Regions from separate parts of the Homo sapiens genome. Here regions 1 and 3 are each linked to region 2. The links are chromatin loops, found by intact Hi-C in ENCODE. Cell type or tissue: dorsolateral prefrontal cortex. All regions are shown on one strand. Links, peaks and the distances in the headings refer to the core of each region. The heading gives the core; the rest is flanking DNA.

Region 1 (11,037 bases), core at 1,408-9,407, 110 kb after region 2:
TTTGTCAAAGGAGTGGAGGAGATCAAGGAATGGCTATCATAAAATGCTCTAAGACAAATGAAGAGGGGTGTAAATATTAGGGCTTGTTATTTTATTAGGGAAGTGCTTAGATCTTAATGCCTCAGCTAGCACAAGTTCTAAACACTGAGGAAACTACGCACTCAAGAAATGCTGTTCTATTCTCATGTTATTGTGAATGTCCAACAATTAACCCTGGATAATTGGTGTTTTAGTATACTGTAGCACTGACCAAGTATCCACTTATATTGCAAAACGTACAACCTACAACCTGCTCCATTCTGTCAGTGATGACTCACCCATCACTTCGAAGAAGGGTCTTAACACCTTGCACTTGATTTCCTCTAAGGCTTTGTTGCTGAAAATGTGGTTCTCTGATGAGCAGTGTCAGCCTGGGGGCAGGCTGGAAATGCAAAACCTGCAGACCTACCTTCTATCTGCTGAACCAGAACCTGCCTTTGACATGATCCTCTAGTGATTTCTGTGCAAATGAATGTTTGAGAAACCTTGACCTAAGGAAGTGCTTCCCAACCCTGGCTGCACATTAGAATCACCCTGGGGACTTTTAAAAATATCAATACCAAACTCCCCGTTTCTCCCCACCACCAATTAAATTAGAATTTTGGGAGTTGCCTCAGGCATCTATAGACTTTTAAGGCTCCTAAATGATACTCTGATATACTATTTGGTGGTGTGAAGTGAGACCTGGAGAAGGGCCAGGAAGAGTCAAATGACAAGAGTCTTACTACTACTGACATTTGAAATGAGTTGGAGTATGAGGGGAGTAAGTAAAAAGAATGATGGAAGAGAGAGAAAGTTATGCCAAGTGGAATCTCAATTGTGGAAATGGCTGAGTGACTTACGGAAAAGCTAGACCCAACATTGAATGTTAATTTACGTGTAGCTCTGTAATATAAAAACATCTGTCTTGCCAGAACTATAGTAAAGACTGTAGGTGGATGGTTTGCTTCCTATGAAATAAGAGATAAGGGCGGAGACCATTGCTTGAGTTTATGTAGAAAATGGACAATGAGTTGGATAGTAATATAGGTTGCCAGATAAAATATAGGACACCTTATTCAATTTGAATTTCAGATAAGCAGTGAACACCCTTTTAGTGTTAAGTATGTGTTACACAATATTTGAAATATCTGATATTTAAATTTAACTAGATGTCCTTGCATTTTGATCTGCTGAATGTGGTGACCTTATGATAAACCCTAAGCTGGTTTATGAGAATCAGAAGCTGAGGGCTGCAGGCCATCATAAGAATGTTAGTTTTGAGTTGGTAGAAATCTTGGCAAAGACATCCCACTTCAATTGAGCTGAGGCATCTTGTTTGCATTTGGTTTGAATCGGAACAGCTTTTTCATTATTCTCCATTTTTCAATTTTCTTGGGTCTCCCACTTTCCCCTCCCCCATTTGCCTTGGCCTTCCCTTGATTTTTTAAAGTGAACTTTTGCTTGACCTTGTGTTTGCTGTTTTTCAGCATGTTCCAGTCCTAGCAAAAGAAAAGTTCTTAGTCTTAAATTTAAATTCGTTGGTATTTCAGAAAAGGCTCTTATTTATTTACCATTTTCTAGTATACCACAGCATTAGAGATATGGTCATAAATTTACATTTCTAAAGTGCTCTCAGCCTTCTGAATTTTGTGATAGACAATTTCCCGGGGCACAAAATGGAGTTAACCCAGGATGTGGTGAGAAAAACATGGGAGTGGAGATGAAAAACAAGAGCAAAATGAAAACAAGAATTTCATCTGAAATCAGCTCCTATCAACAATGCTGTCTCTCCCTATGCCTGAGACAAAGGGCCTTTATCAGATGGCACGGTGAATAGGCAGGGCCTTCTCTCAAAACTGCCAAGTCTGTTTATGTATCTATTATTTCCTTTGAAAATTGCCTGAAGTGGAGCCTTGTGAAGAATTTCTCAAGCATTGCCTCAAACCATTGCCAAGGTTGGGTTGTAATGGAAGTGCAGAAAGAACAAAGGACAGGCACCAGAATGTTCTTTTATTGCTTGCATGACAAAGAGGAAAGAAAAAGAGAGGAATGGGATAGACCAGTGGTTCTCCAAGTGTGGTAGCTGAACCAGGTTCATCCACGACACTAGGGAACTTAATAGGACTGTAGAATCTGAGGTCCCACCCCAGACCTACTAAATCAGCAACTCTGAGGACCAGGGTCCGTCCAGCTTGTGGTTTAACAAGCCAGCCAGGTGATTCCAATATCAGCTAAACTCTGCGATCCACAGGTACAGACATTTTACCTCTTTAATCTTAATTTAAAAAACCTCATCTTCTCTGCCCGAGCCCAACGCTTCTGCCCGGGACATGGAGGACCTAGACGTGCAGGACTGGGCTGTCAGCACCAGGTAGGAGAAGGGTTTTGTTTTGTTTTGTTTTTTTGCCTAGAAGTATTTTTCTTTAGTTTGATGACAAAAGGGGACCAGGATAGTAAGGACAGAAGGAATAGCACAGACAGAAATGAACCTTACTCTTTCTGTCAGCTTCACAAAGTAAACAGAGTCATATAGAAGGAAAAGTTACCATTAGGTAGTTTAATGGACTAGTCTATCTCTAGGACAACAATGGCTTTAAACAGAATTTTCTGTTTTTATTTATTACACATTTCTACAATAATAATGGCTACAATTTATTGAGAACTAACGTCTGACATGCACTGCACTAAACATGATTCAAAATTATGTCATTTGATGGACACACTACTCAATAGGTACCAGGGATCTACCCCTACAGTAGGGGGTAGAAGGGGTATGAAGGCGGTAAGGCCCTTGCCTAAGAGTTTATAGCCACAGAAGCAGGCTCTGAACCAGCTGCTGCTCTTAAGAAGCCAACTCTTGTTTTTTTTTTTTTTTAGGCGGGGTCTTGCTCTGTTGCACAGGCTGGAGTGCAGTAGCATGATCTTGGCTCACTGCAACTCTACCTCTGGGTTCACACCATTCTGCTTCAGCTTCCCGAGTAGCTGGGACTACAGGTGTCTGCCACCAAGCCCGGCTAATTTTTTTTTTTTTTGTATTTTTTAGTAGAGACGGGGTTTCAACGTGTTAGCCAGGATGGTCTCGATCTCTTGACCTCGTGATCCACCTGCCTCAGCCTCCCAAAGTGCTGGGATTACAGGCATAAGCCACCGCACCCGGCCAAGGAGCCAACTCTTAACCCATGCTTCTGGGTCTCGGTTGCATATTGAGCTTGCCCAGGGAGCATTAAGAAATATCATTACTTGAATCCTAGCTGCAGAGAGCCTGGTATATTAGGCCTGGATGCAGCCAACGCTTGTGGTTTTTATAAGCTTCCCTAGCATTCCAGTGCAGAGCCAGAGCTGAGGGCCACTGTCTTACTAAGCCTGTCAGTTTCCTCTTGGTGCCTTTAGCTAAGTGGATCTCAACCTTGGATGCAAATTAGAATCACCTGTTTCCTCTTTGAACCATACCAGTGTTCAGGCCCATTTCCTGAGATTCAGATTTAATTGACCACAGGTGGCCCAAGCATTGCATTGTTCTGATGTGAAGCCAGGGCGGGCGTCACTGGTCTGACGCTAACTGCTGGAGCTGAGGGGATAGAAAGTATGTTGGGTTTGTGATATGGCCCTGACTCTGATGTTACCCCTGCTGATAAAGTCCTCAGCAGGAATGAGACAGGGTGGTTTCAGAACAGCAGGTGTGAGCTGTTTAGTTCAGGATTATTGGTAATTGAAGTAAGTGTTGTGTGTGAGAGTGTGGACACCCGTACATGTGTTGTGAGGACAAATACAAATTAAAAATAAGAGGCTTAGTTCCTCCTGCCGAAAATAAGGGAAGGGATTTCCTTTCTCTCTCTCTTTGTCAGGATACTTATCTTGGAAAACTTGTAAATGTAAGTACATTATTTATTACTTGACAAAGTATATTTTAGAAATGATCTGAGCCACTTTTTGAATGTCTTTCTCCAGGTCCTGGGAGCCATCTCTTTGGAATGCTAACACCAAGGGAGATAGGACCCTATCTCTTTTTCAGTTTATTTTTAGTTATTAATTTTATTTTTTTTTTAAATTTTATTTCTATGGAAGGGTAAGAGGTTAACTTCAGTGGGCATTTCACACCAAGTTGTAAAACCACCTCTTTTCGAAAAGACAGGTATTTGCATGATTTTTTTTCCTCTGGATAAAGTCAATTAGCTAACATAGCTTGTCACCCCAATTACCAAGTAAAGTTAGGATCAGCTATTTGTGGCAAATGGTGCTGTCCAATCCTCTTGCTTGAGCACTAGTTATTGTTTATCTCCAGCACACGTATGTAGTGGGTTGAATATGTTTGGCTGCGTGGAAGGGTGACTGTGAGTTCTTCCTGTCTTTGCAATCTCTTACTAGGTTGCCAGTGATGCTCAGCACATTCTGGTTTTTCTGATGCCCCTGAATCTAGGAACACTTGGCTAAAAACTGCAAATTATTTTCTCAATTTCATCCTGTTAATAATCCATGAGAAAGCTAATGAACATATAATCTTATCCAACAATAAGAGTGCTTCTTTACTAGCTTTGTGGAGATGATTTGTGGGTTGGAAGAAGACTTCGTTGTTGTTTTTTATTGTTTCCTCAACAGTGTCGGTGTGCATGTATGTACGTGCATGCGTGAGTATGTATGTGTTAAGGATAAGGGACTGAGCTTAAGATTTCTGCCCTTCCCCCTCCACTTCACCTCTCTGCCCTGTTTCTGCAACTTTTATCACTTTTCCATTTTAGTTTTCCATGCAATGTTTGAGAGACTTTGCCCTGGTTCCAAAAAAAAGAAAAGGTTTGAGCTGGTTGCAGTGGCTCTCACCTGTAGTCCCAGCTCCTCATTAGGCTAAGGTGGGAGAATTACTTGAGCCCAGGAGTTTGAGACCAGCCTGGGAAACATAAAGAGCCCTTGTCTCTAAAAGTTAAAAATTAAAAAAAGGTTTGAATATCAGTTAACTTAGTGTTTCTGGGGTCTTCCCTTCTTTTCTAGTTCTTACGTGCCAGAAATCTGTGGCTCATGCTAGAACCCAAACCTTCTTGGGTTTCCCTGATGGGTCAGAATATCACTACATGCAAACAGGGGCTGGGAAAAAGTGTCGTATCATCCCCCCAGAGGAGAGGTGCTCCTGGAAATCCTCCTGGTGATGATGGCAGAGCTGTAGGACAGAGGACAAATACAAAGTAGAGACGAGGTGGAGAGGCAGCGGGGCAGTGGGGAAAGTGGAAAATTGGAGCGTGATCTACTCTTTGGAAATAGTTCTGTGCCCTCTGGAGCCTGTGACACATGGTTCCAGCCTGATTTATAACAGCTTTTCCAACAGTCCCAGGGTAAATAGACTAGAACGATATTTGAGCTTATGAGAACAGATGTGGCTGCATTTGCCTTTTAATAAAGACAAGAGTCTGGCCAGGCCCAGTGGCCTCCAGAACTGTTTCTGCTGGCCCAGGAGAGGTACAAGAACATTATTAGGATTGGTGGGAGCTCTATTTCCTCTTTTCTTTTCACATTCACCATTGCTACCATAATTTTAGTGACTCATTTAGGATCTGTGGTGGAGAGAGTGAATGCCAGACCTCCCAGATTCTCTCTCCACCCCTCCACCCACCACCCCAACAAAAAGCCACATTGTACTCACTGAACCCTGGTACTGTGAATGGGGCCTTTATTCTAGCCCCGTTTCAGAGTGTGCTGCAAGTTTCCTTAAGTGCAATCATCTTGACCTCAACTTATAAAACCATAAAACAAGAGCGCTAGAAGGAATTTCTGAAATGGCCTGATTCAACTTTATTCTTTTTCTTTCTCTTTTGTTTGTAACAGAAAAGAACATAGGACCAGAAAAGTCAAGGGACTTGTCCAAGATAAAACAATTGGTTGCCCACTGAGCTGATCTGCTGCCCATGAATCTAGAAACACTTGGCTGAAAACTCTGTAGTTTATTTTTTCAGTTTCATCCTGTTAATATTCCCATGGGAAAGCTAATGGATATATACTCCCAATAAATGATAAATAATGTTCTCCTGTTTACGCGTCAGGGGAAATTAGAGCAGGAACTCACAACTTGGCTCCAGTCCCTGATCTCATGGGTGAGGTTTGCTGTAGAATCTGTATGTTCAATGGATGGATTTCCAGCTTGAAGGACTTTTGCCTTTTATCACTGTTGAAACAAATGAAGAGATGGGTATGGCAATAAGGTCGGAATCCTTGCTGGTTAGAAGTATTTGAGTCTTAGAGTTGCAGGTTTACATTTGCCTCGGACCCTAGGCTAAAATATAGGACTCTTTACCGTCAAGTAGCTTCTCTTTCCAGGTAGAAAGCTTGTTTATTTTAATGTCTTCCCTGTCTTTGGGCATGAGTTTTCAGTACCTGAAAGTCTTTTTCCTTAGCACTTGGTGCTTGGCTTACTTTTTGGCCTCAGTAGATTATGTCCTCCTCTGAGAAGACTTCCCTGCCCTGTTGCCAGTGTTGGTGGGTGTCTCTATTTCTTCCTGGACACATCTCATTACAGCTCTTGCTGTGATGCCGTGTTATTGTTAGCTACACAGTGAAAAGGGAAGTTGAATATTTCATTCTTAAATACATTATTCTAAGTGAAAGAGATCAGACTAAAAAGGCTAAATACTGTATGATTCCATTTATATGAAATTCTGGAAAAGGAAGAACTACAGGAGTAGAAAACAGATCAGTGGTTGCTTGGGAGTAGGGGAGGGATTGATTACAAAGAACATGAGGGATTTTTATTGTGATTGGAACTGTTTTATACATTGTTTAGGGTGGTAGCTACCAGATTATATGTGTTTGTTAATACTCATAGAACCATATGGCAAAGGGTGAATTTTATAGAATGTAATTTACACCTTAACAAACCCATCTATACCTAAATAAATAAGAACACAAAGAAAACAGCTCAAAAAAAAAAAAAAAAAAAAAGAAAAAGAGAAAAAAACAAAGCCCCAAGCCAATCAAAATTTCCAACTCTTGTCTAATAACTGGAATGATAGAAATACAGCCTTCTTTATTTCAGGAGCCCAGTTGTTATGCTTTGATAGAAATAAAACTCCAACTAGCCTCAAAGATTGTCTGAGTTCTTTTTGAAGTTAGCATGGAGGTCCCCACAAGATAAACACTAGAGCCAGTTCTACCACTGGCCAAGAAGGGTCACCTTCACCTCTAGGTTCTGCCTCTTTCCTTCTTCCAGAATTGTGCCCAAGTACAATTTTACCTTGTGAAATGGGAATAACAAAATGGAAGCTGGGTGGGCCCAGAATCCAAGGAGTTTGGGTCTGGTAAGTGAGCCGTGATGCTGCAGTTCTCCAGGTTGTATTGTGCCTGTCTGATTTGATGGAGGGCCCTGTAGAAGCTGAGGGTGAAGCTACTAGAAGTTCCAGGCCCAGCAGAGATGTGAAGACAGGGGTGAAAACCAGGGGGATTAGGTGACATTCTAGTTCCACGGTTGGTGTGAAATGGCAGGGATCAGATGGAGGCTGTAGCTCAGTAAAGCCCCTGGAAAACCCTATGGTTTGACAAGTGCGAGGATGTGATTTTTCTACCTGCCTTGACCAGGATAGACCAAGAATTGCACTTTACTACATCCAAATGCTGACGAAACTGATGACAAAAGCTAGAAGAGACAAGCCCACCAAGTGCCTTCTGACCTCTCTCAGGGGGGACCACTTCTGGGATGCTGATTGGGGTCAGCTGACCACTTCCAGGATGCTGATTAAGGTGGCACCATTAAGAGATGGGACTGGCTTTTTAAGAAATATAATGGTAATTTAGTATTCACGGTGGACACTTCAGGAATTTATAATTATAGATGTGTAGCCTAAAGAACTGAACTTCTTTAATAAACCCAGCTCAATCAGGGAACTACCCTTTGTCCTACTTATTATTACCCCAACTTTATGACTTACATTCACCCTGATTGATTGAATGATGCTTCCAAGCTTCAGATTCACTAAAGCTGCTTTGTCCAATATGATAGCCATTATCCATATGAGGTCATGAACATTTAAATTTATAGTAATTAAAGTTAAGTACAACATATAATTTAGTCCCTAAGTTGCATTGATCACATTTTAAGTGCTCAACAGTTAGATGAAGTGGCTGTTCTTTTGGGCAGTGCGTATTGATAGGATGTTTCCATCACTGCAGAAAGATTTATTGGACAATACTGTACTACAGACTATTTCCTCAAAGATGTAAAACTTGAGTGATCTCTAATTGTCAATTGAATAAAAACATTTAGTCCTAAAACAATCAAGTTCATCTCATGTGCCCTATCACTCAGGTTAACCTTTCTCGGTTCCCAGGGTGATCCTGCCATCCTGCAGTGATGGAGATTTTGCTCTCATTGAGTCTGTCTGGATTATTTCTGGTTCATGGACAATCTGGTTTATTCCTGTCTTCATATCATCTGGACCTCTTTCCTGGTGGTAAGTGCTGAGGAGATGCTGTCATTGTGTTCTGGGTTGGATGTCTTTGGAAATCTGGGAATATTCTGACAAATTTCTTCCTTCTCGACCCTTAATGATCCAATCAACTATAGGCCAGTCTGGATGGCATGGATGAGAAGGTTGCCTGAGTCATATTCTATACTTCTAACACAATTGTCACCCTCAAGTTGACTAGTTTGCATCTTTCTTCCCTGCAGGTTGTTTTTTTTTCAGCTGTGTCTGTGCCTATATTTGCTTTGTACCTGTGGTGAAAGTTATGCTGCTTGCAATTTTCTGGTATTAGGTTGGTGCAAAAGTAATTGCAGTTTTACCATTAAAGGTAATGGCAAAAACCGCAATTACTTTTGAACCAATCTGATAGAAAACCCTCTTATCTAGTGCTGTGCTGGTAATGTTTAACAAATGTCTCTAAGAGTGGAAAAGGCCTTGTGATTGGCTGAATATCATGATATAAATACTCCCACTGTGATGGATTTCAAATTAACAACTTGACTTCTTAGAACACAGAGCTGGGAAGTTTTCTCACCATGCAGGCACAATAACTGCAAAAAACCTCAAGAGTATAATAGTAGTAAATGTCATAAAATAGATGATAACTTGTGATTATTTGTTACTTTTGTTTTTGTTATAATTTATTTTACTTCAAGTTTGTATAATTCCATTTCTAATAATGGCCATGTTTAACAGCTGGCTCACAGAATTCTGAAAAATTTAGGACTGGCTCCTGGGAGCTGGTATAAGCAGGCTCCAGATCACCACTGCCCCCCTCTTTTTACTGAGGACATATAATTGGCCTTTACAATGAGTGGTCTAATTGTAACCCCTTTGTATGTACAGCAGGATTGGGGAGTACCCTTGAAGATTCATAGATTGTAGGAATCTGTCATTTGTGACCACTGTAGGACTGTCTAATTTTAGCAGACAGATCTGCCATCGAATGTGAGTAAATGTTTGCAAAAATTTAAATAATTAAATTGGCCCAGGAACAGAAATCTCTGCCTCTTAAGAGGGCTTCGCCTGGCCTGCTTGAGCCCGTCTGAGTGAACCACATGTGTGCTGGTAGGGAATGCAGGTGGAATAGGAATGACTTCTGGCTCGTCCAGAGCTCTTTGCTCTCCTATTAATACTACCGCTTTGAGAAAGCTAAAGAGGTTTGAGTGCATGACATTTTCTGTTTTTATTTAGGAAGTTCAGTTCTGAAAGATGGACTCCTTTGTCTTATACTTTATTGCACTTAAAAAAAACTTTCCTCAGTGCTTAAAAGTTGTTTGAGTTTTTTCTCTAACAACTGGGGACTCCTGAGAGGTGAGATCAAGTGTCTGTTGCAGTGATTTTTTTTTAAGCACCTGGTATGAAGTCTGGTCTGGAGAAAGTGCTCAATAAATGTGGGCTGAATAAAGGCTGAGATGCTAGAGGCATGAACTGGTTCAGGATAGGGAGTAGACAACTTGTACCATGCTGTTGGTTTAGGTTACTGATAATTCTGGGTATGTTATGAAAACTGTTGAGTATCAAAGGAGATCCCTGAGTGCTTTTCTGCTGTTTTTCTCAGGTCCTTAGACCCCCTATGGGGCAGGAAAGGAGAGTGGCAGAATAAAGATAGTATGAGCCTGTTAGCTAAGAGCTCTGCCACAAAGCCTAGATTTCTAGTTCCTAACTGCATGATTCTGGGCAAATCATGCCTCCAAGCCTCAGTTTCCACACCTCTAACATGGTAGTAATCACTCCTACTTCACAGAATTGGCAAAATTGGATGAGATGAAGCATGCAAAATGGTTGGCACTCAAAACATGAATGTTATTGACATAATGCACTTCCATTTCTTTGGTGTTGGGTAAAATGGAAGCAGCTTCCCTCACAGTTGCATTTCTAAGAGATAACAATATATGGATACAACCTGGACCCAGCAGAACCATAGCAAGAACAGTTATTTTACCCCTCCTGTGTACCAGGTGCTATTCTAGATGCCAGGAACAAAGAGGTTAGTAAGTCATGCTTACTGCCTTTAACCAATCCAGAGATCAGTGAGTGAATGGAATACATAGTCATTTATCATGATGCAGTGTCAAACAGGAATTTTTTCACGGGAAGAGGATTTGAAAAAAAGAAATTGACTAAGAAAAACATTTTGACTGTTAACTTTGAGCAAACTTGACCAAACATCTCCCAGACCTCTCTCTCACAACCTCTTTTGAGAGCTCTTGACTTTCAAAATCGAATCCAGGTGCACCCCCCAAGATAAGTGGGCAGCCTCATGGCCTTTCTCTTACAGTCAAAGGTAAATGATGCAGCTGGATATTACAAAGCTTTCTACCTTGACTTGATGTCTATGCCTGTTAAAGCAAGCAGCCAGCGTCTGACATCTCAGGGTTGTTACAACTTTGATTATTTTTGGATGGAGGCACTGCTGTCCTTATTTCGGTGCCTCTCAATTATGCCTCGTGTCTCAACTGCTCCTGAACCTTCATTCCATAAAACAAAAGAGATTGCCTGCTGCGGTTTTCATAGGTCTTTGTGGAGTCTCTTTAGATTTGGGCATTTTGAGGTCAATGCGGTGAGTGTTTTTTTC
Region 2 (11,037 bases), core at 1,573-9,572:
GTGAGCGGAGACCACACCACTGCACTCCAGCATGGGCAACAGAGTGAGACTGTCTCAAAAAAAAAAAAAAAAAAAAGGAAAAGAAAAGAAAAGAAAAACTGTAAGCCAATAGTGGGTTTCTTGTCCTGCTTTTGTTGTTGCTTATGCAAAATAATTTATATGCATTTAATTGTTATGATTACACTCAATTTAGTATTTTAAATGTTGCACTTACGTAAAGTTAACATACAATTCAAGTTACAGATGTCATTAAAATTTGCAAAAGTCATCTTATTGAAAAGTTGTGTGCCAACCAATCATATTTTGTTGAATAAAATCTTAAAGGAGAAAGGGAGATAGAACCTGTAAAAAAATAATCAATATTGTTCCTGCTAGCCATTTTATTAAATTTGGATTTTTTCATGATCAAATATTCTTCCACAGATGCTCCTCAACTTACAATGGAGTAACAGCCCAATAAACCCATCGTAAGTTGAAAACATAATAAGTGGAAAATGCATTTAATATACCTAATCTATCAAACATAGTAGCTTAGCTTAGCCTATCTTAAACGTGTTCGTAACACTTCCATTAGCTTCGGGTTGGGCAAAGTCATCTAACACAAATACTATTTTATAATAAAGTGTTTAATATATCACATAATTTGTCAAATGTAGCACACTGTAGAGTATCAGTTGTTACCCTTGTGATCAAGTAGCTCACTGGGAGCTGTGGCTGACTTCTCAGCATAGTGAGAGAATATCGAACCAAATATTGCTAGCCTGGGAACAGATCAAAATAAAAAATTCAAATTACAGTTTCTACTGAACTCACACCATCATAAAGTCAAAAAATTGTAAATCTAATCATTAAAAGTTGGGGACCATTTGCAGTAAGAAACCCCTACATTACCTGTGATACTGATGTTGTTGAATTTTTTTGAATAGCATAAGTAAAAAGAAAGACCATGAAAGGGAGAATGCTGCATATGAATAATGTATAGCTAATTCTGTTTTTAGTCTAATTTTAAACCATTTAGAGCTAGCACATTGATTATATTTGCAAGGCACCATGCCAGGTTTATATATATATTTTTAAAACTCTGGCCCAGGATACATTTTAACTTATTTCCCATCTCCTAGTATCATCCTATTATTCATCAGATATGGAGACAAAAGTGGCTCCATCTTGGATGCTAATCTGCAGTGTTAATTTCTGATCAGCCCTAGTCCCATGAATACCACCTGATTGCTACTTTATTTACTGTCCCTAGTGTAAGAAACTGTGCTCCTGCTTTTAGAGCAAAGCAACCTTGATGTTATCATAAAAATTATAGGTTGTGACACACATAGCATTCTTTCTTGTTTTGGAGAGTTGCCTTTCATTGTCTTGCTGGAATACGTATACATTTTCCCTATAGTAGATAAGCCTTGGGTATGGGGAGTAACAGGTGCAGAGATCTACTTGTCTTGTGGCTATCCAAGGACATTCTTCTGTCTCTAAGTCCCAGAATAAATCCACCAACACCGACAAACTAAATTTGTCTGCCTCCTCTTTGGCTTCTTGGCTCCTTTAGAATTTGGGGGTCACTTTGCTTATATGACTCTTTCATGGAACATCAGATGATAATTATCATCCACGGCTTGAGGCCATTTCTTTCAATTTCTAAAACATTGTATTTGTAGTACATACAAATACTTTAATTCCAGTTCCTTTAATTCCTAGCTTCCTTTAATTCCAGATACATTTATTTCCCAGTCATTGTGGCAAAACTTTAATATATTCACAAATCTCATAATAAAATACCATCCTCATTATTTAAAATATACTAAAATGTGTATTTTCCCCAAATCATTTGTTTTTGCCACTCCTGGAGTTTGTTTGTACTTATGCATGGTGGAATATTTCGTTCTTAGCCAAAAGGAAAAAGGAGTCACCTTGTGACAACGCTGGTCATGGGACAAACATGATCGTCATCTTTGTCCACCTAGTTAATGGTTTCCAACTCAATCATTCATCACCCTTTCATAAATCTAAACCCCACCTTTTGTTATTTTCATGTTAGTTTTTATGTATTTGGTCATAAATCTTAAGTCAGAAAAATTACCTGTTATTTTTTGTTTTTCACTCTAAAGTCAAATCTGCCTTAAATGAAACAGCCGAGACAAATAATGAGGAAGAAAAGGAGAAACTGTTACATTTGAATGGATTGTGCTTCTCCTGCTTCACCCTCTCTTACTGTATTCCATGAAAGTGAACTCAGAAGCAAAAGAGGGGAATGAGAATGTTGACTTGATATTTACCAACTTTGCTCAAAACATATTTATAAGATGCTCATGTATTTCATTGGCTTTCACCGTAAGAAAATATGAAAAGCTGGGAACCACTATGGAGACATGATTAGGAAAGTGAGCCCTCAGCATTAACTACCTGAGCAAGGTACAATTGGCCCAACCATTTATGTTCCCCTTAAGGCACTTGTCACAGTCTGCCTTAAATTACAGTTATAGTTATGCATTTTTCTGTTCTATTTGATAAATTCTCTGAGGGCAGGATGCTGCCTAGTACATAACAAATAGTAATATTTGTAGAATAAATGGAATATTTTAACCACTTTTGCATACTCCCCAAAACAATAAGCTCACCCAGAAGCCTATTCAACAAACACATTGATTGAGTGCTCTAGCATGCACCTACTCTGTGCTATTGGGAATTATTTCAAAAATAAGCTCTTTCCAGGTTTCTCCTTCCTAGTAGCAAGCAGAGTGAATTCGACTGGAACTTAAATTGGAGTAAACTGTTCAGATATGAATTCATATCTCTGCTTTGCATGTTTAGTGTTTGAGAGTACAGCTAGAGTCTATCTTTAGTTAATGGCTCTTAAGGAATTTATTTGCAAGTAATTGCAATATTTATCACATTTTTAGTGTGTCAGAGCTAGGGACACCAAAATTTTCTTTTACCTCTTAAATCTGTTTTTTACATATTTATTACCCAGTGAACTGAGAAAAGGCTTTCAAAGTGCTAATATCTATCCTATCTCTTTGTCTGGTTTTTCCCTTCTGTGTTCATTCACAAGTAATAGTAGTTATCATTTACTCAGACTCTGCTATAAACTGGGTGCTTTATGCACTTGTGTTTAATTTTTTACAGCCTCACAAATTAAAGATTATAATGCTTGTTTTTCAGATGAGAATTAATTTACATAATCTTCATAACCTTTCAAGGTGTATTAGTCAGAGTTCTCCAGAGAAACAGAGCCAACAGGATGGATATATATCTATATATCTATTTTAAATATATGTCAATTAAAAAAATTTCACCAAATTGAGTTTCAAATATCTGATTGGCTTTTATTAGCGATTCATGAACTGGGCAGCATCCAGTCTACAAAGTAGAAAGAAACTCTGATGAGCTAAACAGAGTGGGTGAGTTTTATGGGCAGAAAAAAGAAGAGAAAAGCAGAAATAAAGAACAAATAGAGGGTTGGTCATTTCAAGGTTACTTTTCTTCTACAGATGTAAGCAAAATCTTGTTGGCCTAGTTGGATTCCACTGTTATCTCTCTTCTGATTTCTCACAAGGTCAAATCTTGCAAGTAAATAACGCAAGTTTTGGTTTGGTTATGTGACACTAGTATGAGTGACTCCATTTTGAACCTGCTGTCTGTTTGTTTGTTTGTTTGTTTGCTTTTTGCAGTTTAAGAGAGAGAAAAGAGAGAAAGAGAGAGAAAGGTATTGGCTTATATGGTTGTGGAGGCTTGGCAACTCCAAAATCTTCAGAGTAGGTAGGCGGGCTGCAGGTCTAGGGAAAAGGCTGCAAGTCAATGGCTGTTTGCTGCCAGAATTCCTTCTTGCTTAGGGGAAGTCAGCATTTTTCTACTAAGGTCTTCAGCTGATTGGATGAAAATCATACACATTATTAAGAGTAATCAGCTTTCCTCAAAGTCTACTGATTTCATTGTTAATCTCATCTAAAAAATACCTTCACTGAAACATCTAATGTTTGTCCAAATATCTGGATACCATGACCTAGCCAAGTTGACACATAAAACTTACCATTATACAAGGTAAATATTATGATCCCATGTTACAGATGAACACAGTAAGGCTCACAGATAGTAAGTAATTTAGACAATATAGTGTATTATGAGGTATTTGGACTTTATCAAAGGGACTTTTGTTGTCCAAAGCCCAGGTGTCTTTCACTATGTATGCTGTCTCTCAAATTAATGGTTTTTCATCTGAGCAGAAATACGTTCTCCCAGGGCCAAACTCTTGCTAAAAGAAGCATCCACTTGTCCTAACAGTATTGTATAGGTCTAATTTATCCACCGATATACATTTTGCCAAGGATGATGATCTGATCTAATGAAGTAGGCGCCTGTCATGATAAACATCTCTCTACCCAAGAGGCAGTGACATAAGTAAGGGAGTCATTCTGTCCTTCACAGTCTCTGGAAACTTTTTGATCCTTTCCATTCCTGATACCAACCCTTGAACTTAGGACCCTACTACTTCTTACCTAGAACATATATTACAGCATTTCATGTCTCTAGTTTTCACTTTATATTCCTAAATTCTGCATTTTATCAAGCCACCACCGGGCTCCCCTTCTCCCCTTCTTCCGTGCCTCTCAATTATCCACGGAATAAAGCTGAAGTCGTGCTAAGCATTAAAGATTATTTCCAGATGAGCTTCAACTACCTTTCCGGCCGCCGTTTTCATCTTTCACTAAGAACAATACACTCAGATTAAACTTGTCCCCGACAGGATGCATGGATTCATATGCTGTTTGATTTTTTTTTTTTTTTTTGCCACTTATGCCTTCGTGTTCACCTTTCCTCTTTTTCGCTTCTCAACGAAGTTTCCATGATCAACCCAACCAGCAGCTACTCTCCTTCCCCAGATCACTGAAGAGTGTAGTCGTTAGGTATTACGAGACCTCTATTTATGCACCCTCCTTATCTGTTAGAGAGAGGGCTGGCATCAGTGCCTAAAAAGGAGCCCCAAAGCCAAATGCAATCGGCCCTCTATTACCGGAGGATGCCCTGTATCCCGCACATCCACTCTGCCAGTGCAAGTGTTCAATAAATGCTTAATACATTCATTGATGAATGACCCAGAGAGAAAAACTGCAGTTCGTGGGACAAGGACGAAGTGGCCTCTCAGAGATGCGGGAGTGCTGGCTCTCCTCCACCCTCCCCGCCTTCTCCAAGCCCGGGTTCCCGCCCACCCCTCACTCCTGCTTGAGGACAGGGCAGACATTGCGCATGCCCCGTATCCAAGGCCGCCTCCGGGAGCACCTCCCATGCCGCTCCGCTCCCTCCCGGTGACCGGGCACGCGCGCTCGCTCCCGCAGAGCGTGCCCTGCGTGCGGGTGCCCGCCGAGCCCGCCGGGCGCTGGATCTCCGAGTGCCCCGGCCGGGGCCTGAGGAGCGGGCACAGGGCAAGGCGGCGGACGGCTGCGTCGCCCGAGGCGAGGAGGAGCGCTGGCGGTGAGTGAGGGCGCCGCGGGCGAGCGGGTCGGCGCCTCCGCGCGTGCGCAGCGCGGGACCGCCCGGGCAGGGGCGCGCGCCCTGCGGCCGGCCGGAGGGGCCGAGCGAAGCGAGGAGAGGCCGGGCTGGTGGCCGCAGGTCGGCCTCGGACCCACGGGACCAGAGGATCCCATATCCGTCCCCCGGGCTCGAGAGGCGCTGGCCGCGCGGGCTGGCTTTCCGAGGGGGGGGGGGTCCCAGTGGGGCGCGTCGGGCCCGCGCGGAGGTCCTGGTGCCGGGGGCGGAGGGGCAGGGCCGCCTCAGCCGAAAGACCGCGGGGAGGGGCGCACGAGCCCGCCTGGCCGTGCGGACGCCCGCGGGGTGCGCGACCCCGGAGGTGGCGGAGGTCCAGGCAGGGGGCGCGGTCGGGAAGCCTCGGCGCCTAGCAGGTGGCGGGGGCCGCGCCCCTCTCCCGGGGAGGCGCGCGGTGGGAAGCGGAGCAAACTTCCCCTAAGTAACTTTCCTGAGGCGCTGCCGGCGGGGACTCCGGGGACCGACGCTCCGGGTTTGCGCGGCCTCAGGCGCCGCGGGAACCCAGCGAGTGGCGGCGGGCGATGGCGGGGGCGGCTTCCTCCTGAGGCTGGACTAGTCCTCCGAGTTCTGAGTGGCATTTGTGGCCCGTTTGCTCTAAAAATAGACGTACAAGTTTGGTGTTCGGGAAGAAGGATGTTTGCTCTCTTGGGAAGAAAAGGCTTTTACCTCCTGGCCTTTTCAAAGAAAGTATTGTTCGGGCCTGCTGGGGATCCCTATTTATCAAGCAACCCATTGTCCTGTGTGTGCCTGGTGAAAGCGAGCTAATTCTATTATTAGTCCTCAAAAGACCAAGGGAGATCACGGTGCTTTTTCTTTTTTAAATATTCCCCGCCACCTCGCCAAATCCTGTAATACAGTTTCCCCAAACTTGGCTGCACAGAGGAGTCGCTGGGGAGTTTTAAAACTCTTAAAGCCCAATCGCACACCAGACCAATTAACACAGTGTATTTTTTAAAGATCCCCAGGTGATCGCGCAGCCGAGTTTGGAAACACTGGTTTAATATAAGAAAGTCAAGGCTTTAGTTTCACATAGTAGTAGCATTCAGTTTGTAATTGGTGAGATGAAACTCAAATTCATTTTCCTAGACAGGAACTCACAAAGAGCGGTTTGTTTCCCACCAGGGAGGGAGGGAAGCGTCTCTAACGGTTCAAACTTTGTGAACTATAATGTGACTCTAGCACTCAAAACAATTGTTCTAAGTGTTGTTTTGAATTTCTGTTGAGGTTACTAAGCCCGCTTTCACTGACTCCCTGCCCAGCCAAGGGCTTTCCCCTTCTTTTAACCCTACCTCAGTCCCCTACTCAACCCTCTGCCAGATCCCCTGTTTTAACTTTAACCTGAGGGAGGATCTTCCTCCCCCACAGGTTACTGGCTTTAAAGGGTTACTGCGGGTTCCCATAGCAACGAGTCCTCCAGGGGAAGTGGGCGGGTCCTCTTACCCTTGGGTTTCTGAACAGGACTCTTCCTTTTCGGAAGAATTTTTGAATCACCCTTTTTCATTTCTTGGCCTCAGCAGGTAAGGGTGAGCTTATGCAGTTCCAAGATGTTCTTTCTGAGATACTTACAGATTATTAACGCCGTTGTATGGGATGATAATTACTAGCAGCCATGTTCTTTCTTGATTTCTCATTCTTTCCCAATCCTTGCACTGATAACTTGTTTAACAAACTTCCAAAATGAAGTGGAAACAATGTTTTCTTTTCCTTTTTTAGCATGTTTTCTTGGAGGTGCACATGCCTAAGAATTGTATGCACTATTTCTCTAAAGCCCTAAGTTATATCTTATATTTAAAAATTTAAAAAAAATATAACTCCACATCTGTGCGGAAAAACTTTTGATAATTTGTGGCAAAAATGCCATGCTTAGCTTTTAAGTTGTTTTGTTCCTAGAAAGTACTCTGCCAACATTCTTTACAAAATGTTAAACTGCTTGTAATGTTATACTTTAACAAAGGAAAGGCACAATTAGTCTACACATTCTCCTACTTCCCTGCCCAAACACATGCATCCAAAGATCAATTTGAAAAAATGTTCATTTTTTTTTTTAATGCTCAAAACAGGTATGCTATAGACATCTAATTCCATTTTGCCTTGCAAGGAACTGTTAAAACTCTTCTGAACAAAATAGTACAGAAATAGGTCATTTAACATACTTGTTTTTAATTGTGTTTTTTAAAAAATATTTTAAACTTTGTAAGTTATCAGACTTTAGTCAATTCCAAAATACCTTTAGGATTCCAGTGATTTTTGAGTTTGTGTTGGGAGTTGAAATGGTTTTCTCTTACTAAAATCTATTTTATGTGCTGTTTAAATTTCTGTTAACTGAGCTATCAAGCAAATCCTGTAAGGTGAATTTTTCCCATTTACTGTGAGAAAGGAATACTGGTGGAAACCCCTATCATGTGATGGACCTTGTAGTTCCAGCAGTGATGCTGGGCTGCTAAAATAATAATCTTTCACTTAATCTTCCCTTCTTTCATCACACATTTAAAAATTACCTTTAAGCCTTTTCAATTTAGTATCTCTTTCAGCATAGTTGTCCAGTCTCAAATTCCTTGAAGGTGTGCATTAATGTACATTTATCGACATGTCCTTTGTTTATTCAAATTAAGCAAATACAGTTGAGAATTTGTTGTTGCTTTGTTTCTTTTAAAAAATTAAATAAAAAAATATTTCCTGTTGGGAGACATTTTGGGAATCACTGAAAAAAATTAAGAAAGTAAAAATCACCGTCATATCATCTAAAAAGAAACAACTGGTAATTAGATGATGTGCTTCCATTTTACTCTGTTTGTCTGCATAGACATACTTTTGAACAAAATTGGCCTTTAATTTTATCTGTAGTTTTAAATATTGCACTTTTATTTAATATGAAGTAAATATTAGAGACGTTTCCTTTTTCTGTAAACCCTTTGAAAATAAGATTTTTAATGATGAATACACCCAAGTTTATTGAACTAGTTTTCTGTTGTTTTACGTATTATTTTTAGTTTTAGTGGCTTGAGAATACAGTATTAAACCCTTTGGTTGCCAATCCTAGCACGGCCACTTCCTAAGTGACCTTAATTACCTCTTTAATCGCATTTCCTTGGAATAAGGGTCATGGTGCCTGCACCATAGAGTTTTGGTGAGATGGAATGAACTAAGTAGAGGAAGGCCAGCAGGGTCGACCAAATGACGTAGGCTCAGTACGTAAGAGTGGACACACAGGTGGAGCTGAGAAAAATGCCCTTGTCTGAAAGTTTAAATATTTCGGATTTACTCAGGTTAGATTTATAGCAGTGGAAATCCTGGGGCAGAGGTGAACTCTTTTATGACTCTTGTGGCTTGTTGCCAAATTGCTTATGCCATAACATTCCCTTACAGAGTGTATGGTCTACCTGTAGTGTGTCAGCACTCCAGTGTTCATCATCTTTCCTGATTTTTCTATAAAAATATGATCTTTTAATTTATTTTTTGGTAGCTATTGAAATTGATCATCTGTTTTTTTTCTTTTGTTTTCCTTTTTGGGAGCTCTCTCTTCTGGTACTTTGCCTACTTTAAAGTGGTGATTTAAAAAAATTAAATACCCGTTTTATCTAAAGAAGATTGAGTGTTTATCATGTTTTTAGTTTTCTTTTTTTTCTTCTCCACAGGCCATTATTTCTTTCACTTTTTGGCGTTTTTCAACCAATAAAATATTTTTATTTCTATATAAACAAGTCTCTACCTTGTCCTTTATGATTTTTTCCTTGTATTTGTTCATGCTTGGAAAGCCCAGAAAGACCCTGCAAATGGCCCCAGTGAAAAACTCAGGAGAAGCAGTAAGCAGTCAAAAGTGGATGGGGAGGAAGACTAAGGCGTTGAGGAAGACCACTTATTTTACAATAAGGCTTTTAGACTTTAAAGCTGTATGCATATATTAAATTTAATAATCTTTATCTGAAAGGTGAGATAAACAACATTTTGGAAATATGTTAGATCTTTTTACATTTAATTCTATAATTGTACATGGATATGAAGCGCTCCTATACCGCCGCTGCCTCCTCTTCCTTTTCCCTAGTTAGCGAGTTCTACCACCATTTGTTAAATAGTTCCTCCTTTCTTCTTTGCTTTGTGGTCTTTATTGTTTTTTAAGATCTTGACTAACTTTGAGGTCTGCTTCAGTTTTAGGTCTTGCTTCTCTGTGTGTTGATCCTCTAGTCTTAATCAATGCCACATCTTTTTAATCATAGATTTAGAATATTTAGAAATACCTGGCAGAGCAAGTCACACTATCCTTTTAACATTACAATTCTATGCCCTTGTCCTTTCAGATAAAGATTATTGTATTTAATACATGCACAGTTTTAAAAGTCTAGGAGGCTTATTGTAAAATAGATGGTCTTTCATCTGCCTCTTCTTCCCCCCATCCCTTACTCTCCCTCCCCAGTGGCAGCTACTTTGGATTGTTTACTGTTTCTCCTGCGTTTTTCACTGGGGCCATTTGTAGGGTCTTCTTGGGCTGGTCAGAGAGTGGTCTTCCAGTAAAGTTTTGCACTGAGGAAAGAGTGTAGGTTCCAGTGTTCATGGAGGAATCTGGCTGGGGTTTCAGCATTCTCTGTGTAGAGTCATGTTGGAGAAGGTTCACCATACAGACTTACCTGTTTACCTACTCTTCCAAGAACAAATCTCTAGTCTTGCTAGGTTCTAGGATTGTCTGCCAATGGTCTACAGTGAGGAGGTGGGGAAGGCATCTTGGAATTTTAGAGCTTCTCATGCAGCTTTTACTGACCTTATTTTAACCTGTCACCCTTTTACCCTCAGTCTTTGAGCAGACTGGAGTGAGTACTTCTCGGCTTTTCTCACTGTTGGTATAGCATTCCCTCTCTCAAGTTGGCTGAGACAGTTGCCACTTGTCCATCTGTTTTCCACTTTCATGATTTGTAGTTTCCATTACAGTTCTTTAAGTCCTTGGGTCTCTATGTCTTCTAGAAAGATCTCTTACTGTCACTTAAGTGGGGTTTAGGGAAAGGGTGTAATTGGATATGTGTGTTAAATTTACCGTCTTAATCTGGAAGGCTCGGAAGATGAATCCTTAGAACTAAAAAAATACCGGATCATGTTACATTTTGTTTCGTTGGCAAGGACTGCCATCTGTAATCAGTGTTTCTTTTAAGGGTCATGAAAGATTATTCATGACCTTTTATCTCTCAGCAGAGTTGTTTTCTTCATCTGAATCCTAATGTTTCCTGTTAGAGTTCTTCTTAGGTATTTGTTTTTGTTACTTTGTGATGGGCTCTTCAAATTGGCTGTCGGTAGTCTAAGATGGTGGTTGATTTTGGTGTATTTATTTTATAGCTGGCACTTATGCGAAAAGCTTTGCAGTTTATTTTTGTATGTTCCCAAGTTATATGAGTGGCAGATAATGACACTTTTATCTACTTTTAAATAGTTATGACTTTTATTTTGGTTCTGTGGCGGTTTGCACTAGATTTAGCATTCTGTAACGTTATAACATCTTTCTGGAAC
Region 3 (11,037 bases), core at 1,707-9,706, 430 kb after region 2:
TAATATTAATATAATTAATACATAGTATATGAAATATATTTTTGAAATTGCTGAATTACTGACTTTATGAACTAAATGTTTGTGTCCCCCCAAAATTCATATGTTGAGGTCTTAGTTCTCAATAAAATAGTATTAGGAGGTGGGGACTTGGGATGATAATTAGGTCATGAAGGTGAACCTTTCACGAATGGGATTAGTGCCCTTATCAGAAGCCAGGTAGCTAGCTAGCTGTCTTACCTCCACGTGAGGATTCAACAAGAAGTTGGCAGTCTGCAATCCAGAAGGCCTTCACCAGATCTCAGATGCAAGCCTCCAGAACTCTGAGAAATAAATTCAAGTAAAACCCAATTTCTCTTGTGTATACTGGTCGATGACATTTTATTATAGCAGCCTGAATGGAACAACTTATAAGTAACAGAAAAAAAGCCCATGAAGTACAATTTATAGAAGAAACACAATAGTAAAAAAAAAAAATAAAAAATAAATTGAGCCTAAAAAAGATCCCCCAACTAAAATGAAAAATCACTTTATTGGATTAAATTAGCAATGATTTTTAAAAAAACACATGATTCAGTAAAACCACTATATCAGTATATACACCTATCAAAATAACTATAATAAAAAAAATAGTGACAGCATCAAATGCTAACTAGCAAGGATGAGGAGAAACTAGATTACTCAGAAATTGTTATGAGAATGTGAAATGGTACAGCCACTCTGGAAAACAGATGGGCAGTTTCTCATAAAAATAAATTTGTAACAGCCATGTGACCCAGAAATTGCACTCTTGAACATTTATCTCAGAGAAATGAAAATGATGTTGACACAAAAACAGGAATACAAATGTTCATGGTAGTTTTATTCACTACAGTCCCAAACTAAAAACAACTCTGATGTGTTTCAGGAAGTGAATGGTTAAATAAACTGTGGTACATTATTATCATGTATTATTACTCAGCAATACAAAGGAGCAGCCATATTGATATGCAACAAACTAGATAAATCTCCAAAGAATTATGCTCGGTGAAGAAAGGAAGCACTCAAATTTGCATACTGTATGATTCCCTTTATGTAACATTCTTGAAATGACAAAATTATAGAAATGAATAGACTACTGGTTGCCTGAAATTAAGGATGAGATGGGGACAGGAGGAAAGTGGGTGTAGCTATAGAAAGGCAACATAAGGAATCTTTGTGGTGATGTTAATATTCTATATCTCCACTGTATTAGTGTCAATATCATGGTTTTGATATTATACCCAAATTTTCCAAGATGTTACCACCAGTGCGATACATACGGTAAAATGTATGCGGAACTTATCTGTATTAACTCCAAAAACTATGTGAATCTACAATGATCTCAAAATGATGAGTTAATTTTTTTAAAAAATTATGATTCTTAGAGTTCAAAAAGATGTAATGAAGTCTGCTTCTTACCTACATATTTGGTGTCCTATTTTCAAATATGGGAAAGGTTTTGAAAATATTTTGAGAATAAAATGACCTGAAATATTTCCTATATCTGCCTTAGCCATCCATCCTACTTTTAAGAACTGATTTTAAGGAGTTAACAGAACATGTTTGTAAAGATTTCTGTGCAAATATGTTCAATGTTGCATTATTTACAACAGCAAAAATTTTCAAACACACACAATATTTAACAGTTAAGGAATATTTACAGTATTGATGGTACATACATGTTATAAACTCTAATGCAGAAATGAAACTTGTTTTTATAAGAGAGATAGTAGGCAAGATAGCAGATAAGATTCTAAGTAAGATAGACAAGCAGGTAAAAGAGGCAGTAGTGCCCTGCAGAGGGGTAAAGCATGTGGGCGCTGGCTCTTCAATTCATGGGGTTAAGACCTGATAGCACTATGTGCTGACCTTGGGCTGGTTATTTAATATCTCTGTGTACCATTTTCTTCTTTGTAAAATAAAGGTAATGGGGTTGTTGCAAGGATCACATGGTGCTAATAGTGGAAAGCACTTCCACTGGCACTCCATAATATCAACTACTTTTTTTATATTTTGGGTCATTTTTTAAAACTCCCTACATTTAGTATATATTATTAGTTTTATAATTTACAAATATGAGAAGGAAACAGAGTTATCATGGAACAAAGACCAGGCAATAAAATGTTAATGCTAGTTCACGATGATGACTACAAACTGGGAAGAACCTTATTTTCACTGCAGTGTTTGTGATATGGGTTGAGTACACTTATGAATTAATCCTTTATTCATCAGGGAATCTATGGTTTTCTGTACATCAAATCTAGGTACCTTTCAAATTTCCCTGTACTGCATAATTGCAGTCTGCTTTCTCTCCCACATTGTAACTATCTTTACTATTCACAGTGGTCCTTGTTGACTTTAGCTGCCTTCATTCTCTCAACTGCACTGTCCCTCACTTCCCATACTATTCCTGTTTGTTGACAGTTTTCCTTGAACCTGCTGTCTAACTTTTCAGCCTCATTTTTTTTTCATGAAACTTTCCTGCCAATAATTCCACCATGCCCTCCCAGGTTTCTCTTTTCAAAATGCCTTCTGCATTCAGTACCATCCCAGATGATTTAACACTTTATGGTTACCACATAGAATGTTATTTTATGATGTTGTTTTTCTTCACGATGCTACAAGTGAATAACTCTTATAGTCTTAACTAAAATGTAAGCCTTTGTGGTCAAGGCTGTTTTTATACTTCTTTAGTGCTACACAGAAAAGGTCACTGTTGAATGAAAGACGAGCCAAGGGTTGGCTGCCTGGGCTGGCTTAGCCCTCAGGACTGAAAAGTGAGATGTGCTTCATCATGAACTTGGTTATTTGGGGGAAGATCTTATAAATGACAGGAAGTGGCTGTTCTCTTTCCAGAACTATCATGTGGCAGAAAGTAACATTAGGCAAGACATCCTAGGACCTGAATTGTGAGACTTTAAAAATTCTTACAAAGAGCAGCTGGGAAAACAGTGTCTCTGGAGGTATTGAATAACATAGTATCTATATCTGAGGAGTTGGAGGGCAGCCCTGTCAGGAATATGGAAATGAAATAAAATATTCTCCTACAAAGCAAATCATTTATAAAACACACGAGATGCCTTATTTATGTGTGATCTTATATAATCCTAATACATAAACAACAAAAGGAACATTTTGTTCAAATAAGTGCATTTTCTTATGTTAACTCTTTAAAGATAGAATCAATGATATCAGTAAGACTGTTCTGATAAAAATTAGAGAGCTAAAGTTGAGATTATAGATGCCTGTTACATCCCAATATCTTGCTTTCTGATTTATTTCTGTATGTTGTTTTGAGCTAAATCTTGAAAAGTTTGATGCAATATATTTAACAATTCTTAATTATTACAAAATCATAGGTACTGTCGTTTTGTTTTTAAAGAGCTTGTCTTGCAAGCTCTTTAAAGTGAAGATATTTTAAGAAATATCTTAAAGATATTTAAGAAAGTTTAAGTGAAGATATTTTTCACTTAAACATGAAAACTTGAGAAAGAACTAAGATATTTTGGTTTCCTCATCAAACCCCTACACTCTTCAAGAACCACTTACATCATGTTCTCTGTAGCTCTTTTGTTTTTTTTTTGAAATGAAAAAGTTTAAAAGGATTCAGAGATCCTTTAACAAAGACCACATACTCATCACTAAGAATTTAGAAATAGTGGTATTTTCTCCTTCTTGTTTCAGATTTATTTATATATTTATAGACATGGTGTTACAGACACTTGAAGCCTTCTGTTCAGCTCCAACTCCAAAAGAAACCACTGTTAGGAAATTTCTTTTTATTCTTAAAGCTATCTATAATATATTCTAAGAAAATATATATCTATGTAACATGTAGAACTATATTATACAGTTCTCAAGCTTTAAAAAGCGTTAGAATTTACTGCAAGGCTTGTTAAAGCAGATCTCTGGGTCCTACCTCAAGAGATTCTGATTCAGTAGGTCTGGCCTGGCCCCTAAATTTACATTTCTAACAAGTTTCCAGGAAATGCTGATGTCATTGGTCCAGACACCAGATTAAGAGTACCACTTATAAATATATTATTTCTTACTTTTAAAAATACTGCATGTATAATTTATCATTTTAAGAAAAGAACTCTATGCATCATTTATCACTTATTTTAAATTCAAAATTATGTTCTCATGGTCTATCCATATGAAAAAATATCTATATAGCTCATTTACATTAATTGCTCTAGAACAATTTTACAAACATTTCTTTATTGTTGGTTACTCATGTTTTTCCAAATCGTTGCTATTACAATAAGGCTGCAATGAACACTTTTGTACATGTCTCCTAGGATACCTGTACCATGAAGCAAAGTTGTTAAATACTAGTGATAAGCACCTTCACATTTTTTTAGATATTGTCAGATGAGTCTTTTGGCAATAGTTCCCATTTGCACGACCACTTATGATTTATAAAGGTTCTCAGTTTCCTCTTTACCAGCCTTCAGTTATGTCATACTTTTCTTTTTGCACAATCGATGAAAGTTATTGACTGTCCGTTACTGTCTTAACTTGCATTTCGTAAATTTTTATGTAGGACATTTTTTAATGTTTGTTAGCTATGTACTTTTTTATTTATGTAAATTACACATTCAAATATTTTGTCTATTTATATTGTAATCTTTTTATTATTGATTTTAAATAAATTATTTCTGTATCTTCTTTGCCAATACTTAGAGATATAAGTACTATGAATACCATTTTAAATTACCAATATGAAAAAACTCACTATTTTTTTTTTTTTTTTTTTTTGAGATGGTGTCTCGCTCTGTCACCCAGGCTGGAGTGCAGTGGTGAGATCTCGGCTCACTGCAAGCTCCACCTCCCGGGTTCATGCCATTCTCCTGCCTCAGCCTCCCGAGTAGCTGGGACTACAGGTGTCCACCACCATGGCCAGCTAATTTTTTGTATTTTTAGTAGAGACGGGGTTTCACCGTGTTAGCCAGGATGGTCTCGATCTCCTGACCTCATGATCTGCCCGCCTCGGCCTCCCAAAGTGCTGGGATTACAGGTGTGAGCCACTGCGCCTGGCCAAAACTCACTGATTTTTAAAAAGGCAAAAAACATAAATATGTGTGTCACAAAATAACATATATGAATAGCTAATAAGAGCATGAAAAGGTGTTCATCATTATTAGTCATCAGGAAAATTCCAATTAAAACCACACTGAAATATTACTATCTCAAAAAAATTAAAAAGACCTAAAATTAAACAAAAATTAATCAAGTTTTGGAATGAATTAAGAGCCATGGAAACTCTCATATACTGTTAATCAGATTGCAAATTGGTAAAACTACTTTGGAAAATTGTTTGACAGTTTTAATCAAGTTAAACATGCACCTACTCTATGACCCAGCAATTCTACTCCCAAGTATGCCCAAGAAAAAATGAGTGGATGGGTCTACCTAAGCCACATACACAAATATTACTAACAGTGTGATTCATAATAGCTCCAAACTAGAAACAACCCAGATATCCATCAGTGGGAGATGAATAAATAAATTGATTTTTACTCATATAATAAAATACAGTCAATAAGAGAAAAATAGGCCCTATTGACAGGTGTTTACATAAACTCAAAAACATTTTGATGCATAAAAGAAGCCAGGTACAAAAGAACACATACTATATTATTCCTTTTACAAATAGTTCAAGCATAGTCAGAGTACTGGCTACATTAGAGTCTGGAGGCTTCTGACTGAGGAGCGGCCTGAGGGAACCTTCAGGGATGCTGAAAATATTCTGTATCTCAACCTGGATAGTGTTACCAGGTTGCCATACATAGGTAAAAGTCTTGTAACTATACACTTAAGATTTGTGAATTTTACTAAATGTAAATTATTTCTCAATAAAATAAATTTTTAAAAGTAAATTAGAATATCTAACACTCAATTTTTTAAAAATATGAATTATGGGGGAAGGGTATTTATTTTATTTACAAGGGGAAATAAATGCTAACTTGCTTTCCTGTAATACAGCAATGTGTGCTTGATAATGACTGCTGGCATTTTGAAGATAATCGCTACAGGAATTAGAAAGCATACCTTAGTGTCAAAAGGAAACAAGAAGAAAAAGTTCAGAAAGCAAAGTAAAATAAATAGAAAATGTAAAGAAAGGTGAATGGAATAAAATCAGTACTTCAGTTGTTATCTTGGGTGAGAAGAGCCTGAATTCTCTGAAAAGCAGAAATGATTATATTTGTTGACAAAACACAGCCTTACATTAGTCACAAGATATAAAAAAATGAGAGCAGAACATTGCAAGTAAATATAAAGAAAATCAAAAGGAGAGAGAAGACAAAAAGAGACAGTGTGTAATGTTCAAAAGGCACAATGTATGAAGAAAACACTGACCCCACACTTACATTTGGTAAACAACAAAGCAAATTACATATATATGCATACATATTTATATGTGTATAGGTATATATGTGTAAATAGATGTTTATATGTTCTATGTAATCTGCCTTTCAATTTGCATATATTTTCATGTATGAAAGAATATATGCACACTTTTTAACTATATGAAAATATTTAAAAATTGAAAAGCAGTAACATTAAATAAAGCTATAAGCTTATATTATTGTCTTTTGAATTTTTGACAGTATTTAATGTTTTAATTTATACTAAATGAAGCTGAAATGCTTATTTTTAGGGTATTACTATTTCGTCTAAATATCACATTATTACTTGCTTGATAAAAATAGTTACAGGAGGCCGGGCGCGGTGGCTCACGCCTGTAATCCCAGCACTTTGGGAGGCCGAGGCAGGCGGATCACGAGGTCGGGAGATCGAGACCATCCTGGTTAACACGGTGAAACCCCGTCTCTACTAAAAATACAAAAAATTAGCTGGGCGCGGTGGCGGACGCCTGTGATCCCAGCTACTTGGGAGGCTGAGGCAGGAGAATGGCGTGAACCCAGGAGGCGGAGCTTTCAGTGAGTCGAGATCGCGCCACTGCACTCCAGCCTGGGCGAAAAGTAAGACTCTGTCTCAAAAAAAAAAAAAAAAAAAAAAAAATAGTTACAGGATTATTTTGCAAAAATGACTACAAGGTTATTTTACAAAAATTCTGTAACTGAGCTATGATAACAATTTTACTATTGTCACAGAGTAACCTGCATTTCTCCCATAAGCATCTGAAAGCTAATGAGAGACGCCTAATCTACATCCAGGGCTCACTGTGCCCTTCCAGCCCCCTTGCCAGACACATGCTAACAAGAAGATAGCAAGAAAGATTTGGGTTCTGGAAATAGCTTGGAAGATTTTGTGTCTTGCTCTCTGGGTCTGTTTTGCTCCAGGAGAGAATGAACACTTTTTGTTTTTGCAAGTTGTGGCTCTTGTGGATTCTAAAGCTTGATTTTTTTAGAGGATGAGAGACTCCAGGGCTAAGGAAGTGGGGAGGGCTGGGGCTGGCATGATGGTGGAATTTGTGTCCCATTCCCAGATAGTAGTCTGTGAGGCAGCAAGATTTCTAGGACTGGCAAGAACATGCCTGGGACACTATCATGAAGCTTCAAATTCTATGGGGCAGAATCTAGTGGCCCCCTGTGGTCAAGGCTGCTTGCAGATGAACTTGGACATGGCGCCATCCTCCTCTTCAGCGTCACTGCCCAGACCATGATTGAGATTGGCACTTAGGGCATCAGAATGTAGTCAAAAGAGTGAGAGGAAATAGGAAAACATCACCAATCATGGCTTGGAGTCGAATACATAAAATTTAGAAAAAAGAAAGATGGTTCTTAATTCCTGCAGTATTTAGGAGTGAATTCATACTTGCTACATTATGGTTTTAGTTATTTATTTACAAGTGAGTATGTGACCATTATTTTTGCACATGTGCGCTTTTATATACTATTTTCAGTATGCTAATATAATATGATTTGCAGTTTTATCTTGGTGATTTTTGATCTTGCATCATCAAATTTTCCACTCACATTATCACATATTAATTTCAAATATTCTGTGTTTAATTAATAATCAATTTCTGGCTTAAGTAATTGTTTTACCCTGAGAGAGAAAAAATTTATTAAAATGTAATAGTAAAAACGCATTAAATATAAATACAAAATTTTGCATAAAGTATTTCTACTCTGATGAAACATTCTACTTTCTCTTGTTATTGCACAGTCAACTGGGATTTCACAATGGGAAGCTGTGCTAAGCCAATATGCCTGTGTTTTACTTGTATTTAATAGAGCATGCTGTACTTGTTCTGCAGACTTGAACTTACTTACACAACTTTAAGTAAATGGACATTCGCAGGCCTGAAGTCACAAAAGGTCAGTGAAGAACAGCAACCTTTCACATCCACAGAACTTTTACTCAAAATCCAGATACATAGGGAATCTTTGCAGACTCAGGATACACTTTAATTAACCTGAGACAGGAGGAAGGCTATTATTTAGAAGTTGCATAAAAGTAAGTTACTCGCAAAGCATAAAGTAGGACATTGGTATTCCTCAGCGTATTTGGTGTATTTTAATATATGTGGTTTTCTTTAACCCTTTTAAAAGGTGTTTAAAACACTTTAAAAGAAGCATTTGAAGTAGAAAACTGAGAAGCCAGAGATACCTCTACGGAATTCTCAAATGTTTAGAGAAGTTGACAATCACCAATCTAAGGAATCTTTTCAATTCTCTGACTCCTTGAATTTATGTTTTGATTGAGTAGCGATTATTCATATTATCATTATTCAGAGCTTCACAAAATAGATCTATAGTTGACCTACTTCCAAACTCAAGCAACACATAATCCAGCCCATCCTTGTAAAGTCAGTCCTCATTCTCTGCAGTCTGGTACAGTGACAACAACCTTTTTGGGAAACACAGTGCACTAGTGATACTGGATGAATCCCCGTGCATGTATTAAATAAAGGCTTCTTAGGAGCCATCACAATGAGAGGGTAGGACTTCATTTAGTGTCCTCAAGTGGTTATTTCCTCATAGAAAATTACTCGTGGTGCTTAAAAAATAATGAATTACAAATAATGAATATGTTGGTAAACATTTTACAATTCAGAGTATAATCTTTCCTCTTACACAGTTATTGTTTGGCAGTGCAGTTTGAAGGCAAAATCCCCAAAGAGACGGTGGAAAATACATTAGGAGAGCACCACTTTATTATTATTATTATTATTTTGTTTTATTTTTTTGAGACGGATTCTCACTCTGTCACCCAGGCTGGAGTGCAACGGCGTGATCTCAGCTCACTGCAACCTCCGCTTTCCAGGTTCAAGCAATTCTCCTGCCTCAGCCTCCTGAGTAGCTGGGATTACAGGCGCCTGCCACCATGACCAGCTAATTTTTTGTATTTTTAGTAGAGACAAGGTTTCGCCATATTGGCCAGGCTGGTCTCAAACTCTTGACCTCAGGTGATCCGCCCACCTCGGCCTCCCAAAATGCTGGGATTACAGGCATGAGCCATTGCGCCAGGCCAGAGCACGACTTTCCATTTTAAACAGCTTTATTGAGGTAAAATTGACATACAGTAAACTGCACATATTGAAATTCGATCAGTTTTGACATATGTATAAATTCATGAAATCATCACTAGCACCAAGGTAATGAACAATCTGTCTCTCCCAAAAGTTTCTCCATGTCTCTTGGTAATTCCTCCTTTTCACCCTGGATATTGATTTTGTATCCTGAAATCTTGATAAACTCACTTATTATTTCTAGTAGCTTTTAAAAAGTTTTGATAAAATTTTTAAAATGCAGTGTTGAATAGAAATGGTGAGAGTAAATATCCTTGTCTTTTTTCTGATCTCAGGTGAAAAGCCTTTAGTCTTTAACTATTAAGTGTGACGTGAGGTGAGTTGGAGCTTTTTGATAGATGCCCTTAACCTAACCCTTAACCCATCATTAGGTTAAGGATGTTCCCTTCTATCTCTACTTTATTGAGAGTTTTTATCATGACTGGATATACGATTTTGTTAAATGTTTTCTTCTACATCAATTCAGTTTGTCATATGGTTGTTTTTATTACTTAGTTTTCTAATATGGTAACATACATTGATTTTCCAAAGTTAAGCCAACCTTGCATTCCTAAGATAAACCTTACTTGGTAATGACATGTTATTTTTTATATGTTGATGGCCATCCTTATCTTTCTTCTTCTTCTATATGTAATATGTCTTTTTCTTCTGACTCTTCTAACGTTTTCTTTTTATCACTAATTTTGAGTGATTTGATTATAACATATTCTGATGTTTACTTCTTGGTTATTAGACTTGGGTTGTTTGAGCTACCCAGATCTGCAGGTTTTCACCAAATTTGGAAAATTTTCAGTCATATGGCTTAAACAATTTTTTTCTGGCTCTCCCTTTCTCTTCTCTTTGGCCACTTCTCTCTCACACACACATAGATATAATTAGGTCACTTGAAGATGTTCCATAGCTCACTGATACTGTTTTTGTTGCTGTTATTCTCCTTTTCTCTCTGTTTCATTTTGCATCATTTCTACTGCTATGTATTCAAGTTTACTAATTTTTCCTTGTGTGTGTGTAATCTGCTGTTGATTCTATCCATTGTAATTTTCTTTTCAGACATTATAATTTCATCTTTAGATGTTTCTTCACACACATACACTGGTCAATATGCAGCAAACTCAAGTGGAACCGTCTACTTATTTCTCAAATTCTTTTTGTACTCAGCTTTCTTCTCTCTGGTCCTTTGTCCTGTAAACTCTAACTACACTGATCTCCAAAGACTCTCATCTCTGTCTTCTCAACTCAGAAAATCTACTAGTTTCATCCTGTGTTGTTCTTCCCTGTAGCATGGACTGGAAAATCTCTGGACAAGTGGGATAATCATAGGACTAACCTTAGTTGTTTTCTCTCTCTTGGAGATTACTGTCCTTTGTTGCCAGTTTCTTGAATTCAGTTTCTTGACTTATGCTTTAAATATTTTGACTATTCTTAAATTGTTTCAGGTGATAGCATAAATCTGGTCCTTATTATTACATCTTGGCCAGAATTAAAAGTCCAAATCATTGAGTTTTAATTTTTTT

Evidence for each region. A loop is a pair of places that touch in the nucleus more often than their neighbours do. Peaks named below come from ENCODE experiments on the same cell type or tissue, not always from the same donor. Only the 100,000 strongest peaks of a DNase experiment are listed, where the experiment ranks them.
Region 1: a loop joins it to region 2, with 3 times the contacts of the local background. A loop is called at or near these places in 4 of 110 quality-filtered maps.
Region 3: it touches region 2 in a loop (2.9-fold over the local background); 2 of 110 quality-filtered maps call a loop at or near these places.

What each region holds. Positions count from the first base shown.
Region 1 is chr20:11,990,750-12,001,786 of GRCh38, forward strand. No RefSeq gene overlaps it. Among named protein-coding and RNA genes, the nearest start is that of BTBD3-AS1, 78 kb to the left of the region's middle. In dorsolateral prefrontal cortex, for the core only: no CTCF peak of the experiment used is centred there; a DNase peak (open chromatin) is centred at 5,622; H3K27ac peaks cover 6,031 bases.
Region 2 is chr20:11,885,480-11,896,516 of GRCh38, forward strand. It overlaps a transcript of BTBD3 not described here. Among named protein-coding and RNA genes, the nearest start is that of LINC00687, 20 kb to the left of the region's middle. RefSeq lists a silencer at 5,264-5,463. In dorsolateral prefrontal cortex, for the core only: a CTCF peak has its summit at 6,029; DNase peaks (open chromatin) are centred at 5,262, 6,122 and 6,952; H3K4me3 peaks cover 3,636 bases; H3K27ac peaks cover 3,373 bases.
Region 3 is chr20:12,319,162-12,330,198 of GRCh38, forward strand. No RefSeq gene overlaps it. Among named protein-coding and RNA genes, the nearest start is that of BTBD3-AS1, 410 kb to the left of the region's middle. In dorsolateral prefrontal cortex, for the core only: no CTCF peak of the experiment used is centred there; no DNase peak of the experiment used is centred there.